2 separate regions of the Homo sapiens genome follow, and region 1 is linked to region 2. Evidence: chromatin loops called from intact Hi-C (ENCODE). Cell type or tissue: heart left ventricle. All regions are shown on one strand. Links, peaks and the distances in the headings refer to the core of each region. The heading gives the core; the rest is flanking DNA. Region 1 overlaps MGAT5 (alpha-1,6-mannosylglycoprotein 6-beta-N-acetylglucosaminyltransferase). Region 2 overlaps MGAT5 (alpha-1,6-mannosylglycoprotein 6-beta-N-acetylglucosaminyltransferase).

What was found. Hi-C counts contacts between places; a loop is a spot of excess contacts. Peaks named below come from ENCODE experiments on the same cell type or tissue, not always from the same donor. Only the 100,000 strongest peaks of a DNase experiment are listed, where the experiment ranks them.
Region 1: it touches region 2 in a loop (2.7-fold over the local background); 5 of 110 quality-filtered maps call a loop at or near these places.

What each region holds. Positions count from the first base shown.
Region 1 is chr2:134,298,692-134,307,001 of GRCh38, reverse strand. The region is part of intron 2 of MGAT5 (alpha-1,6-mannosylglycoprotein 6-beta-N-acetylglucosaminyltransferase); the gene reads right to left. Among named protein-coding and RNA genes, the nearest start is that of MGAT5, 49 kb to the right of the region's middle. In heart left ventricle, for the core only: no CTCF peak of the experiment used is centred there; no DNase peak of the experiment used is centred there; H3K4me3 peaks cover 254 bases; H3K27ac peaks cover 1,631 bases.
Region 2 is chr2:134,396,876-134,405,211 of GRCh38, reverse strand. It overlaps MGAT5 (alpha-1,6-mannosylglycoprotein 6-beta-N-acetylglucosaminyltransferase), which reads right to left. Exons shown (of 16, transcript NM_002410.5): 11 at 2,075-2,224. Among named protein-coding and RNA genes, the nearest start is that of MGAT5, 150 kb to the right of the region's middle. In heart left ventricle, for the core only: no CTCF peak of the experiment used is centred there; a DNase peak (open chromatin) is centred at 3,771; H3K27ac peaks cover 1,954 bases.

The DNA.
Region 1 (8,310 bases), core at 1-8,000, 98 kb after region 2:
CAAGATGCCTCCTCATTAGGAAGAGGCCTGCTCCTGGAACTGACACTGAAATGTATCAGCAGAGAGTAGCACCCGCATGTCCCGGTCTTTTAAAGTCCTTGACCACACTGAACCTCAGCAATGAAAAAGGTAGAAAATGTCATGACTATGCCCTGGAAAAGGCAGGGGCTTTGTCTTGTAAGAGATCTCAGCTGGGATTATCTCTCTGCCTTTTATTAATCACATAAGCTGAGCAGGTTACTTAACCTTCAGGAGTTTCTTCACTCAAAAAACAGAGTCAGCAAAGCCTTCTAACATCTGAGTCACCCTGGCTCCAGGTACTGTACCTGGCACTCATTTATAGCCTCATTCACCCTCAGGACAAACTTCCGAAGTAAAATATGGGATTTTGAAAAAGATAAAGCCATGAGAAGGAGAGATTGCCTGCACCACACTGAAACATCACACACTAGCTCTCATTAGATCATTTAATCTATTTGTACAATATACTCGTCCTATTGTATATTCTCTGTGCCTGTCTTGTCCGTCCCTAATTAATTTTGTCACAATGCTTGGTGGGGTATGAGGTATAGTCAACGACAAAAATGCTTTAGATCTTTTTCAATGAATATAATAGCAAAACAGTGTATGCTATATATATTCTAGCAGCTTTGAGACTGGAAGACAAAACTGAGTTTGTAATATAGTTTGGATAATTAGAGTGCTTTTTAATGCAAAACTCTGCATGTATTCATTTCTATGTAAATACCATTTTCTGTAAGTTTATATTTAATTTTTGCTATCATTTCTTCTGCAACAAAATGTTCCTTAGTATTTTAAGTAATGATGTAAAGGATATGAAATATTCCACGTGGGTATCATATATGTACTTAGTTACAACAAATGGGCCTAATAGGAAATAAACTAGGAGAATGCTAGTTTTATACATCAAAACAAACAAAAAGTTATACAGATATATTCCCAGAAAAAAAAGTTTCTATACATACATTTAAAAGAATAAGATATAATGCTAACATACTGAGACAACCTCAGCTGTCAATTTTGATTTAAGAAAATATACTGAGAAATAGGTGGGAGACATTAAAAATTCAAGATACTTGCAAAACTGTATTATATTCTCGAGTTGGGGGCCTAAGGTGATATTTATAACGATTCTCCTTTTCCAATAAACAAAATAGTGCCAAGCTTTTGCCAAGTCCCCTCTTCTCACATGCAGTTTACTAGAAGAAGGAAAGGGTGTTACACAGATAACTTACTGTAACAGTGACATGCCCTTGCAACACAGAGCACCCATATCTCACTTCAACCTCTCAAAGAGAGGTTTGATTTTTCTTCTAAAACAGGGTTCCATGTTAAGCACAGTTCATAGATTTCTGCCTGTTCTTATCAAACTGTCAAAGGTGTCTTGAGTTTGGATTTTGTTAAAAATGAAAAGCAAAGCCATACATGTAGTTTATGTGTGTATATTTGTATTTCCTTTTTGCAACTGAAGAAGAAAAGAAATATGGAATCAATAACTGAGAGAAGGCTAGCTATATCCTTGGGCTGTTTTAAGATAGTATAAATTGCCCAAAATAGGTGTGTGCTCTTCATATCACACAATGCCCACTTTCTGAATCACTTGTCACAAGCGTCTTATAGCTGTTGGTTAGAAACAGGGATTCTATCTGGCCAGCCAGACATCTAGAGGCAAGGCGGAAGTGCTTCGACTATTCTCTTAACAGGAGATCAAGAAAAATTTTTGTTTTCACCGTCTCGCATAAACTGAGGTTTTCATTTTGTTTTGGTTGCTTGGTTGTGGTCTCTTACCTTACTTTTTTAAACAGAAAAATAAATTGCAAGATAATGCAGAATTGAGATGACACCTTGATAATAAGGTTTTGGTCCTAGAGAAAGTAGGACAGAGAGAATGTATAAAAGAAGCTGAAAGCCAGAATATTTCAAACACCCACAAGCACAACAAATTCTTGGGTACGGTTTGAAGAAAGGCTAAAAGCTATTTAAATTGTAAGTCTACTGTGACTGATCCAGAGTGATATGAAACCTACAAGCCATTGGCATAAAATATACATGCCAAGCCTGCTAGGTAATGTCCTTGGCTAGGATGCCTCTTAAAAACCAGATTGTGCCAGGTGCAGTAGTGCATGCCTACAGTCCCACCTACTGAGAAGGCTGAGGCAGGAAGACTGCTTGTGCCCAGTAGGTTGAGACCAGCCTGGGCAACATAGCAAGACATGTTAAAAAACAAAAAATCAGGCTATCTTACAACTTAATTCCTTAGAACTTCTCCCGGCCCTTAGCAGGTATTCCTTCATGTAGAAAAGAACATGCTTTGTGTTAAGACCATGTAAATTTGGATACCAATACTCTGCTTGTAAAGTTAAGAGACTAATGTGCATATTCTGGGATGTTACAAGTATTCTTATAATCCTGGAATGCTATTCATCAACTCCACATAAAAGGCTAATGAATTTGTGAATGCAGGTTATTCCCAGTAGGAAACACAAAGGTTTTCAACTGCCTGGGAATTTGTTCGTTTCAGCAAGTAGTCTGTTCCCAGATGAATATTTGGTTTTTGAGTTAGCTCTTAGAAGGCACTGATCCTCAGGTGGTGGGATTACTACCTGAAAACCCATTCACCATCCCAGTATCCAGAATAAAGTGCAGTCCCTTGCTTACCCTCCAGCCATGGCATCCGGATAGGAGAGCAACTGTTAAATACATACGGTCCTTGCCAACCTAGAAATGGTGGTTATTGTATATTGTACCTAACAGAAAAGAGCTAGCATGCATACCAAAACCAGGGGGAAGGCAGCACTGTGGTAACAGATAATTCAGACAGCTTCCCAGCCCAGAGCACGCTGCTAAACTACACTACCTGTGTAAGATCCACATAACAGTTAACCTAGGATTCTTTAAAAACAAAGCAGAGAAACTATGCATTGGCAATAGCAGAGAAGCTTGTATTGGAACAATCTTCCCACAGATAACACTTACAATATGACACTAAAGAGTGAGGGAAAGTGAGCAGAAACTAGAAGGGATTTGATCCTTAAATTCTTTCTGGAAACTACACTGAATAAGACTCACATTTATATGGCTGTGCCCCAGAGGGGACTATCAAGTCTGGAAGGTAGCAAACAAAAGGCTACAGTCTCACTGGCTTGAGGTTTCATAGAATGAAGTTTTGCATAGTAGTGAAAAATTAAGGTAGCATATTCCCAAAAAGAGGGAGCCCAAAGAGGAGAACCCCAAAGTCTGTATATAAACTACCTTAAACTTCTTGAGCGACCCTAAAACTAAGCATTTGTGAGGGAGGCTCCAATAAAAGTTCAAAGTATTCACAAGACTTCAGCTGCTGCTCACTGCAGGGCAGCCACAGTTTAAACCCCAAAAAGTCAAAGGGTCAACATTTCAGGCTTTCCATGAAACCCCAGAAGGGCCTCACATCAGGCCCAGGACTTCAGATGGTCCAAGACTAGGGAAAAAAATGGAAACAGACACACCCTAACAAATCATAAAAGCAAGTCTTCTTAAGTTCAAGGCAGTAAGTCAGTAATTTAACTGCCTACTAGAAAAAAAATCAGTACTCTTCAGAGGAAGTTTACCGAACCCAGACACTCTATAGCATATCCTTGTCATGTCCAATACATAATAAAGAATTATTAAACATGTGGAGAAACAGGAAAACGTGAACAAGGCAAGAAAAACAGTCAACAAAAACAAGATGACGCAACTGTTGGAGAACTAACAAAGAATTTAAAGCGGTTATTATAAATAAGATTAAAGACAAAGGAAAAACGGTCATCAGTGAATAAAAGATCAGTAAATTTGAAAAACAAAAAAGGAAATTACTTAACCTAAAAACAGAGACATTCAAGACTAAGACAAATAAAACACATAGAGTCTCCATGACCTGTGGAGAACATCATGTAGGCGAACCTTTGTGTAAACGGATGCCCAGAGGTAGAAAAGAGAAAAGAGACAAAAAATATTCGAAGAAATAATGGCTGACAACTTCCCAAATATGTTGAGGAACATTAACTTCAGATCCAGCAATTCAGTGAACCACAAGATAAAGACAATCACATTTATTATAATCAAACTGCTAAAAGCAAATGAGAAAGAGAAAATGTTGAAAGCAGACAGAGAAAAACAAGACACATTACATAAAAGGGAACAAAGATGGCAATGTCACCTGACATCTCGTCAGAAGAAGGAGGCTGGAAAACACACACACACACACACACACACACACACACACACACACACACACACACACACAGCATTTCTTAAATGCTGAGAGAAAACTTACTGTCAGCTCAGAATTCTATATTTATGTCTTTGAAAAATGCCAGCCCCTACCAAAAAAAGCCTTTTTAAGATAAATGAATAAAGATTTCACCCCCAGCAGACCTGTATGGCAAGAAATAATAAAAGAAGCTCTAGGTTGAAAGGGAAAGGACATTAGATGGTAACTTGGAACTACAGAAGGGATTAAGAGAATCAGAAATATTAATATGGGGCTAAATATAAAACACTATAGTGTTTTCCTTCTCTTCATTTCTTTATCAGACAATTGACTGCTAAATATAAAAATCATATTAGGGCATAGTGAGATTTAAGGCCTTTATAGATGTAAGACATTGAACAACAATAGTACAAAGGATGGTGAATCAATATGCATTAAACATGAAATGTATAATATTAACTCTAACTATACCGTGATAAGAAAATATATTACAATCTCTGTAACAAGGGATGGCAAACTAAAGCCCTTAAGCCAAATCTGGCCCACTGCCTGTTTTTGTAAATAAAGTCTTATTGGAATATGCCCAAGCCAATCATTTACATATTGTCCAGTGTTGCTCTTGTAGTACAATGACAGAGTTAAATCACTGCAACAGATCACAGACCATACGGTTTGCAAAGCTAAAAATATTTAATACTTGGCTGACATAAAAAGTCCGGCTTTACATAAGAAGTTTGTCAACCCCTACCCTATACAGTTCTTTGGTCTTACTATTTAAGAATTTTTTTGGTATCTAGGAAGTGGAATAGTGAAGACTTGCATCCCCCAGGTCTCTTTCATTTTGAGACAAAGGGTCCCAGCTTGTGCAGGAATATCCATACTCCAAGGCTGGAGGCAAAATCAAGCCAAAACCAAAAGCGAACTGACATGAGTGTTGCTTTGTAATTATGAGCTCCAGCTCATACTCATGTGTTCCAGCACGTCCTTATTCTCCTCCAGTTACCGTTTATCTTCCCTTCCTAGCTGCCTGCCCTGTGGATGCCAACTCCATCATCAGACATAAAAGCAACAGCGTTACAGAAAATGTTAAACCAGCTTCCAGAGCTGTGTAAGGTCAAACCCCTTTGACAAATCCCTTAATAGACACACGCCTCTCTTGGCAGTTCTGCCTCTCTGATTTAATCCTAAACAGAGAAAAATTAACCAAAAAAAAGTAGGTTCTTTAAAAAGATGAATAAGATTTATAAACCTCTGGCAAGAGGGATCAAGAAAAAGAAAACATAAATGAGTAATATTAAGAATGAAAGAGGGATATCACTATAATTCCTATAGATGTTAAAAGAATAATAAAAGAATGTTATGAGTAACTTCAGAGCAATAGAATCTACTACTTAGAAAAAAAGACAGGCTCATGTGTCTCTAGCAGCATTATTCATAACAGCTCACAACTGGAAATGACTCACATGCTCATTATCAGGAAAACAGATAAACCAATTATGGTATGTTCATACAACAAAGTACTGCTCTGCGATTTTTTAAAAAGAATAAACTATTGACATATGCAGCACCATGGATCAATCTTGAAAACGCTATGCTGAGAAAAAGAGGCCGGACTCTGCAAAAATGTTCATACTGTAAGATTTCATTTTGATGATGCTCAAGAACAGGCAAAATTAACCTATGGTGATTGAAATCAGAGTAGAGAGTGCCTATGGGGGATGCAGACTGAATGGAAAGAGGCATGGGGGAACATTCTGGGGTGATGAATATGTTCCTTATCTTGCCTGTGGTGATTTTATAGATATATACATTTATTAAAACTCATCAGGTTGTATACTTAAGAACTGGGCTGTGCAGGGTATGAAAATTAAGCTAAGTTGCTTAAATGTGTGCTTTCTCTGTGACTTAAGCACACAGATGAAGGACAATTTTCCTTTGCTAATCTTTAACAACTAACCCTTTGCCAACGACCTTCACTGGAACTTACTCTACAACAAGCTCACATGCAACCTAAAGCACCTCAAATAACACCTTCAGTGACTTCCAATATTACATTTCATTGTGGGCTGGCAGTGCTAAAGGGTCCATCTCTTTAGTTTGGTTACAAAAGTGCATAAAACTAAAGTTTAATCTTCATCTTGGAAATTGTAATCTTGGACTTAAGTACAAACTGTTGGTAAAGTGTTCTTCTCTGTCACTGAGTGCATTTAGGTGTCTCCTATTTGCAGTGAACTAGTTAATTGTGTATAGTGTTGGGCCCAAAGCTGAAGAGAGGTTTAAAAAACAGCCTTTACTCCATTAAGGTTAACCGCACATGTGCAGAAAGAGTCACTAGTACTAGGAAATAATTCACCCTCAAGACATTCAGCAGAAGGCAGGCTGTGATTTCATTCCTAATCCTGTCTGTAGGCTTCGACAGAAATCACCCGACTTCAGATTTACAACATGCCATCTTGATTTTTCAGCCTATCTGCAGGACCTGGCTCTGTCTTACACAGTAAGTGCCAGTGTAAGTACTGAAAAGAGAAGATGGTCTAAATGAGGGAAATCTGAAAGGTAATCAGGAATTTATTATTTTCCAGCATCATGCAGTGCTAATAAACCCAAGGGTCAGAGAATGGTTGCTTCTTGCAAAAGTTATACTGAACAACCAACAGTGTAAGGAATTAATCTTCACTTTACTTCTGTTCTGCTCACTAGAACATAGAAATGAATATAACAGCAACCTCTGCAACAGGGCTGCAGATCAAAGAGTAATCACTAAAGCTTTCTATAATGATATGACAAAATTTCATGATATGAGCTTACAGGTATTCAGAGAGTTATATTCAAGGTGAGTGCAAGTCAACTGGAAAGCCAGGGAGGAATTTCTTAAGCAGCAGCAAGGTTTGTGTGTTCCAGGGAAGATCCAAGGGTGGGTGTTTGCTACAGGAAGAGAGAACTGCAACAAGAGGCCTTTGGACATGGACTATGGGATTAAAGGAAACCAGCTTTGAAATGGGAACTTTTTAAAATTTTTGAATGGAGTCTGTACACATCCAATCTGAAAAAATTCATGAGGAATAAAAGAGGGGACAGGGGATAAATATTAGATACTGGGTTTGGGCTCTACCACTATGAAATCAGAAGAGGGGATTTTAACTACCTTTACCAACACTTGTAGTTCATCTTGCTGAAATAAAGAAGATCCTGATTCAGACACACTGCATTTTAAAAAACAAAAAAGCTACAAAACCTTAAATACAAATCTCACTTCAATTTATTCAACTTGATGAAGGTTGCAATTAGCATTCCAAACCCTACCTTACCTGCAGGCCTAGCTCAAGCTCTCCTCTATCTGTGAAACTTCACAAGAGTACTCCAGCTCGCACAGGTACTTCCAGGGTGCCTGTGAACACCTATAAAATTTTTAGTCTATACTGAACAATCTAAAACTAAAAATCTGGTGTTGGCTTTGACCATCCTCTAATTGGAATTTGTTTGTGTGCAGAAATGCACATACCTACAAAGACTGCAAAGCCAGTGAGACCAACTTCCACAAAGTCAGTGGCCATGTGTCAGTCTGCTTTTGTATGCTCCAGAATAACACTGGCTCACAGAATTGACAGAGATTTTGTGGACTACAGATGATGATAGTGGTATTGACGCTTGGAAAGATATAAATTCTAGGGAAGAAGAAGAAACGATGGGCAAGTGTTTTTGGGCAAGAAGGAAAAGTACAATTGGGAAGATCTAGGTAAGAATATTATTCTCAAATGGGACACTAACTTTCACAAGAAAGCAGAAGAATTCTTATCTTCTAAATGTGACTTCCTTCTTCTTCCATTCTTCTTTTGACTTTTTCATTCAGAGGGAAGGTACAGTCTTAAATTGCTTTCATGCTTCCTGCCTGGAATCGTCTTTCATACAGAACACTCAACCAGCCCCAATCCCAACCCATGGTTCCTGCCTACATAAACACACTCAACCATCACCATTATGAACTACCTCTTCTCCAATTCCTATCCTAGACTAAGCTCTCAAGTATACTTCTGATCACATCTAATCAAAAGAGACTC
Region 2 (8,336 bases), core at 280-8,279:
TGGCCTGGGCCTTCCCTGCCTCTTTTCCTGTCCTCCCCTGGACATCAGCGATCTCCGTTTTGGCCTATTTCCTAATCTCTGACAGGGTAATGGATGGTAGGTAAGTAAGGGTTCTTTCAAAATTTGCGAAGCTGAGAGAGACATTCATGAGGTTGGGTTAATAAAAGTGTGTGAGACAGTAATGACACACTGCTGAAAACCAGCTCTGCCAAGTGTTTTTTAAAGGAGCTTGAGCTCTTTCCACAATCTGATGTGGAGAAAAGTAAAATGAGGCAAATGGCAAAAACAGCACTGCCATTAAAGGGCCCAGACATTCTGATGATTCTGAAATGTCAGCCTAAGACAGAAGGTGATAGAAAGCAAATAGTGAAAACTAGAGAACACACTTCACTCCTGGATAACAAAAAACAGTCATCAGACTACAGATGACCTTGGAAGGAAATAAAATCTTAAAACAAACCAGGTCTTTGGCCAATAAGCTAAAGAAATTGTCAAATCATTTTATTTGTGGCATCATACAAATGCCTTGGACGTAGATAGGATCAAATGCATTTACAGATGGAGAAACTGAGGCAAAGAGGAGATATACATTCTTTTGGCTAGTGGGTGTCCACTAAGAGTTCTTAAGTTTGAGTGTTTATGACGATAGTACATCAAGGGGCTAGCAGAGCTTTAATGTGCAATTAAAAAAATCATGAGTTAGGGCCACCTCCAGGACTTGACCCCAGTTTACTGTGGGCAAGCCAAACTCTGTAGCCTATTTCCTCATGTTCAAAATAAAGTTAACAATAATACCTGCTCTATCTACCTCTTAATGCTGTTGTGAGAATCAAAGAGGATAGCATATGTGAATACACTTTTTATAAATGAAGTATCACATAATGATTGGACAACTGAGATTATGCCCTAGAAGTCCACCTGCTCAACCTCTCTCCCCTACCTTGAACATGAAAACAAAGCGAGCCAGAGATGAGAGCTGAGAAATCCACTACTGAAAATAAGCTTCCTTGTGCTTAGGACATACCACAAGAGAGATCCATGTGCCTTCTTCACACTTGCATCCCTTGTACAACGCCTAGCACATTGCAGCTACTCAATAAATATTTGTGAAATTCATAAAAACTTATTAATAAACCTGAGGGAGTTTATCTAATACACTGAAATGCCAGCCAACCCTTCAAGGCCAAACTCTGGTTTCTTCACAAGTTCCCGAACTTCATTTGGTACTTCCATGGCACCATTACAGAAAAAACACAGACCACTGGGTGGACTTCCCTACAGTGTCAAAGCAACACGTCATCATGCTACTGCTGAGCAAAATGATCCTCAAGGGCTTGCCCGGCTACCTCCACCACATGGTGTGAACTCTGCCTCCATCTGTGCCAATCAGACCCTCACATTCCCTCATCCAATTTTACCTCCACTATTTTTCAACACTTAGACTAGCTGGGTTGGCTTCTAGCTCTTTCCTGAATATGCCACCTCCACCTCCACCACCTGACTCTAACTCCTGTCTGGCCCACATGCCAGGTGTGTCTACACTCCATCCATCTTTCATCTCTTGCATCTCTCCTGATGCTTGCTCTGCTTCCTGAGCCCACAGGGACTTTGCCCTCATCTGAACTTCTTCACTGTCCAATGCGTACTTGGTGAACAAGGAGGTATGAGGAAAAGCTGGTTGGGAAACCCACTCCTTGAACAGTGATGATTGGGTTGGGGGAAGAGTTCAGCACCCCTGGCTTACTATGAAAGCTGCTGCTCTATTAGAAAGTCTGTCCTTCCAGGCAGGGCTTTACCTTTTCCATTTGCAGCCTTATCCTTAGCCCCTTGCTTGACACCTAACACTGAGTAGGTCCTTAGTAAATACGATTTTTGAATAAATCAATGAAAAAAACTGTAGCAATCTCATTCCACAATTCACTTACTTTTCAGCTGCCATTGGTCTAGCAAACTGCTGCCCCAAAATAGCCACAAGAGTTTATTGCAGCATTGAAAAACAAGCATGAAATATTCTGATCCCATTTTCACAGCCAATGGCAATAACCTGAACACCACATCCGTGGTGAATTTTTACCTTGGTTTCTCGAAGAAGGAACTGCAGGTCCCGTCCACTGAGGATACCATGGTTTTTCACGTAACTGGGAATATTCTTTGTGCTGGAGCCATAAACAGTTGCATGCACTTCCATGTATGTGTGAATAATGTCCAAGTAGATCTTCTTATTCTAAAGAAGAAAACAAGCACAAGACATTTCTCTTTTTCTTTCATTTGCATAACAACCTGTATCATGGACTAGAACTTCTAAGACTAGAGGCCACAGACAGAGAGTTCTTAATATGGAGATCACAGGAATTTGGCAATCAAACTGCTAAAATTTCTTTGAAAAGTAATCTGGCTGGACTTTGTGGACATAAACAGTCATATAGCCATTGTATAATTTTTTAAGAAGAAATACATTATATGGCAACATATTACTGAATACCAACTGTATAATTTTGCAAGAGGAAATACATTATATAGCCAACTGTTTTGAAATATCATCCTTGCTTTGTAAATTACCACAGACCTAACAGTTGATTTTGGCTCTTCCTACCTCTAGGAGAGGAAGTTTGGGGAAGGACAGCCCGGGGAAGGCAGTCAGTTGGACTGCAACATTTACCCAGAGATGCTAAGCTGTCCCAGAGGAATACAAACATTCCCCAGCTCTTGCCAATGTTTCTAGTGATGATTAACTCATGTTGTCAGAACTGGATCCCACCTAATTTGGGATCATGGGAAGATGAGAGTTTCTCACAGCTGGAGAGATAATGAGAATACTCAGGTAGATAAAAGTAGAAAAAAGAGAATAAATGTAAATTTTGATGAGCCCTGAAACATTCAAGAGTAATTTTACTTATACTATTAGAAGCACAACCAAACCCCTTTTCTTGTATTTGTAGGCACTGAATTTTGAGGCACGTTTTCTAAATCAAAACCACCTGTGAAGTGGAAGCAAGTTCACCTTTTTTACCTCTGTGTTTCCCTGTGACTAAACTGTACAAGCTGGGGTTTGTGGGTTTTTCTTTTCCTTTTTTTGGGAAATTTTCAAAAAGTCAAATTCTGTAATGTTTTCCAGTTGTATAAAAGTGGGACAAGGTTTCCTCATTCTAAGCCTGTTTTCAGACACTCCAGGCAAATCTAATAATAGCTGGTTTTGTGACTTAAGACCACAAGGGACACAGGGGTGTGGTATTAGCAGCCACAGAGTGCAGGGAAGCCCGGAGGCAGGCTCTAAATGAAGCGATTCATGATCTGGTCTCTGCCATTCACTGCCCTGGTGATATTACAAAGGACCCTCAACTTCAGGAGGAACATTTCAAGTGATGTATCAAAAGTCTTCATGACTGGGAAAACTGCACAGTCCACATTCTTCATTTCATGAACCAGGATGACTTTGCTTGCAATGAGCAAGACCACCCTTGCCACCCTAATGTATGAATAAAATGAACAGTGGGACTGAAAGTTTAATTCCATGCCATGTCTGGTATGGCCGCAAGATGCTGAATTCATTAACTTAGAAATGTATAGTTTTAAATTAGTACAGAAGCTTACACCTACCTGGCATATGTTAGTTTGAAGGGTTCTAGGATATGGTTCTTGTGCTAGATGTATCTGGTAACTCCTGCCCCCACCCACAGCTCCTGTTAAGTAGGCAGGGGGCTCTGTTACCCTGTGCCCACTGCTGGCTGCTGACCTGCCCAGGGTGTGTCTGACCTGAGGGGACCCACTCCTAGGCTGGCCAGCAGCCCAGGAATGATGTAGCAGACTCAGGAAGGCAAGGGGAGCCAACCAGATGCTCTCTTGGGAACTCAGAATCCTGTATACAGGGAGATTACTGCCAGATGGCCACTGGCTTTAGAGCAAAAAGGTCATTTGAGCGTTGGAGTCTGGGCAATTACGAGCCAGATAACAAGTTCTGAGGAAGCTGGTTGCCAGTTTTGGCGGGTGGGTTGGGAAAAGAACCAAGTAAAGGCTAAAGGAGAGGGGAAGACGCAGACAGTCGGTCATAAGAGGGACCCAAGAGCATGACTACAACCAAAACATCACCACTGCAAGCATGACACAGAGCTAGAAAAAAAAAGAGGAGTAGAAGAAGAATAAGGAGAAGGAAGGGGAGAGAAGAGAGTGGGAAAAGAAAGCAGAGAGACAGAGGAGAAAAAACTAGGGCCTGGAGCCACTCTGGTTCTTATCCCACCCACAGTGGTTCCCTATCCTAAATTCCCCAGGTCCCTCTGGATCCTTATAATAAACACAGCTCTTCCCAGACCCCACCCCATATTTTTACTTGAGTTTCCCTGTGTGGATTTCACTCATCTACAAGGAGGCCTCTCGGGACATCTTGCTGGCCTTAAAGCAGGAGATGGGCGGTGCAGGTGGGGACAGGCATCTCTCCTTTATGCAAAAGGAGGCATTTCGCCTAAAAAGCCAGTTGCCAACTAGTGAAGATGGGCCAAAGGCCCCTAGGCTATGTCTGTGGTGAGCTACAGGGTAGACCAGTAACTGGCCCATTTGGTTCCTGTCCTGGAGAAAAATATCCACTGTAGACAGACTCAAGATTAGGGTTCCCAGACTAAATGCCTGGGAAAGTAACAAGGTACTAGATTACATATGTATTACCATTAAATCCCAGAAAAGGCTGGGGTTTCTTGAAGTATAACAAGGGGGCAAGTTCAGGCAAATATAAAGAGGTATATGTAAAGACTAATAAAGTGTATGAACTTACTAACTTTTAGGCATGGTAAAATCAAAACTAGAGATTACCTTCAGAAAGGATTTACCAATTTCATAAACGTGAAAATCCCAACAGCTGATTAGAGGAAAAAAAATGTTTCAAGCCTAACTTTAGCCTTTGACATTGATGTAACAATTAGGTACTTCTACCTCAGGTCTCTTGTTACCACTTGTAAGAGTTCTGAGTAGAATCCTGGTGCAGATGAACCACGCTGCCTATTCCAGGTAAAGGTGCCCCAGAAGCCTCTCATACCAAACTCCCAGCCAAGTACCTACACCAGTTTTGCACCTGTGGTTCTGTCCCCTTCAAGCTCCATGGACACACATGTCGAATTAGTCACACAGTCCTGTATATTCTGCCTCCATAATATCAAATTGGTCTCCTCTTCTCCAGGATGGAAGGGTCAGTTCTTGCCATCAAGGGGCTCAAAGGATCCCCTTCTGTCTTCATGGACACTCTTATCTTTTGTGTTTAAGATGCAGGATATTCAGGATTTTTAAAATTAAAGGTGTCTTTGTCTGCCTTTCCCCTACACATGGGAAGGCTCAAAATGGGGAGGGCGTTAGAGGTAAGAGACATTTTCCAGCATACACTCCCCCTTCCCTTCCCTTACTTTGGTCATCCAGGCCCAGGGTGAAGGTGACCATAGGTGACCACCATAGACCTGTATGTCCCACTGATCTAAGAACTGGATCGAGATCACTTCTTAGAAAGCTTTCCTTCTCCAACTTAAGAGACTAAGGTCAAAGAAAATTATCTGCTCTAAAAACTTTATCACCAACAGATCTCTGGAGATGCAGTCAAAAAGGGCCTGCACTGAGTATCATATCACAGCATGCAACCACCTCTGTCGCCCAAAGGTTCCAGCTGAGCAACCAGCAACCCCCCTAATGCTTTTATTCTCTAGTTCAATTTAAATTCTCATTAAGAACAACTGATCTAACTGATTAAAACTTAAATCCACCTAAGCTCATTTGAGGGGAGGAGATGCAAAGGGAAGGAGAGCGCATGCTGGAGTCAATGAGCAGTGTTGTCAGTGTCTCTTCAGCTGTTTATGGTTGTAGCTGGAGGCAGGTACATGTTCAGAACCAGTCATAAGATATTTAGAGCTTGGAGAGAAAGCTTTAGAAAAACAATTCAATTTACGCAACACTCCTGTAAGTCCACAGCAGGGGGGAGTGGTAGAATGCAGAACTAGAGAATCAGAAGCTTTCCCCAACTTATTTTACAACATTTTTAAATTGATAATAATTGTACATGTTTATGGGATATATGGGATATTTCAATACATGGATACTACATGTGATGATCAAATCAGGGTATTTAGGGTATCCATCACCTCAAACATTTATCATTTCTTTGTTTTGGGAACATTTCAAGTCCTTTCTTCTAGCTAATCTGAAATAGACAATATACTGTTGGTAACTATAGTCACCCTTGTCTACTATTGAACACTAGAACTTATTCCTTCTATCCACCTTTATGTTTGCACATTAACTCACTACTCTTTATTCCCACCTACCCCTTTTCCCAGCCTCTGGTATCTGTCATTCTACTTTCTACCTCCATGAGGGCCACCTTTTTAGCTCCTACATAGGAGTGAGAACATTCGACATCTGTGACTTGCTTATTTCACTTAACATAATGATCTCCAGCTCCATCCATATTGCTGCAAACTACAGACTGCCATTTTTTTAAATGGCCGAATCGTATTCCATTATGTACATATTTTCTTTATCCATTCATCCGCTGATGGACACTCAAGCTAATTCCGTATCTTGGCTATTGTAAATAGTGCTGCAATAAACATGGGGATGCGGATATCTCTTTGATCTCCAACTTCCTTTTTAGCTGGTGAATTAGGGTATAGGAATGTTCTTTGGTGAATAGCAGTATCCTCCCCAGTAACACCCCTGCTCCCCACTGCAGACACACATATTTCTCCTGGACGTCAGTTCCCCTCATTCACGCAGCACCTTATGACCTGTCATTAAAAAATTCTGCAGCTCAGCCCAAAGTTGGCTCCTCCAGGGTGAACATCTGTGAGTCTTAGGCAGCAGTAGTCCTCCCTGGGAAGTGCTGTCAATCCCTCTCCAGGGTGACAAAACCAGGCTGCAGAGGCAAGCGTGTGTCCCACTCCATGGAGGGCAGAGAAAAATTTAAGTCCTACAGAGAAGGCCTAACAGGACAGTGGCAGGGTCTCGGTCCACAGCTCACGTCATCCAAAATGCTGAGCACTGGAGAATTTTCAACTTCAGATTTTCGGGAATATGGATGTTCAACCAGTTAAGTATTTGCTAATATCTCCAAATCTGAAAAAATCCAAAATCAAAAACACTTCTGGTCCCAAGAATTTTGGATAAGGGATACTCAGCCTGTGGCAGCTCCTCCTCTTTCCCCACAAATATGGAAATCGGCCTGTTACCTGGTTTTACAAACATACAATAATGAATCCTATTTTTTATTTAAGAAACACAAGGCCACAGAGTATGCATTGACCAGAACCAGCCATGGGAGTACTTTACTGTTACTGTAACGTAACTCCTATAAAGGTTGGGGTTGGGGCTGTCAACTGCACAGAATGAAGATCTTGTAAACCTCCCTCCACTACAGGTCGCCTCCATTTGCTCTGCCAGCCCCCTCCTGCATGAACTGCTATCGTAATGTCTGGGCTGGGCTCGTTGTCTCAACAGTGGCACGCTCCTTAGGAGCCCTTTCAGATTGCCCCTGCTCCTCTCTTTTTCAGTCAGTGCTCACACAAACCAGGCTGCCCTCTGCTGCCAGATGGGGAATAAGCTTACCATGGGATGGGGTGATGGGGTCCTCCTTCCTAAATAGCATCGCAGAATTATAGGGGCCTTAGAAATCTATGAGGTGAACCAAGGTTGATGGCAAACAGGACACAGGAAGGAGCAGGGCGAATAAAACCCACCTCCTTTCTCTCCTCCAGACTATTCCACTATTCCAAGGTAGAGCTCCTCCTTGCAGGCCTTTGGGGAGAGTCCAGGCAGCCCAATGTGCTGCTGTGTCTCTGTGGCCCCTGGTGAGGCAGGAGCCAGCATGGTCAGACACACCGTCTGTTACCCTGCACTTCCCTTTTCCTTCATCCTTGCTGCCCTGGATTTGCAACTCCTTCTGCAGCAAAATATTGGTACTTTAGTCTTTGTCTCAGGCCCTGCTTCCTAGAGGCTGTGGGCTAAGACATTGTCTGTAGGCTCTCATTCCTTCAACCCATCCTCCTTATTGTCACTAGGTTCCAAAACTCAAAGTTTTGTTCCCCTATATAAAGAGCTTCCCAACACTGCACACAAGGCCCTTCACAATCTGGGCTTCTGCAAGCTCTCCAGCTTTAACTCCAACTATTCCCTCTGTCATCTGCTAAGGTCTCTGCCTACACTTAACTTATCCCTCATTCCCAAACCTCTCCTGCTCTCTCACACCTGGTCTGCCACTGCTAATGCCCAAAAGAACCTTCTCTCCTCCCTCCTTTTCTTCTGGATGGACTCCTGCCTCCTCCTCCTTTACAAGCAGGCAGTCCTGGATCCACCCAGGTGAAGGTCAATGC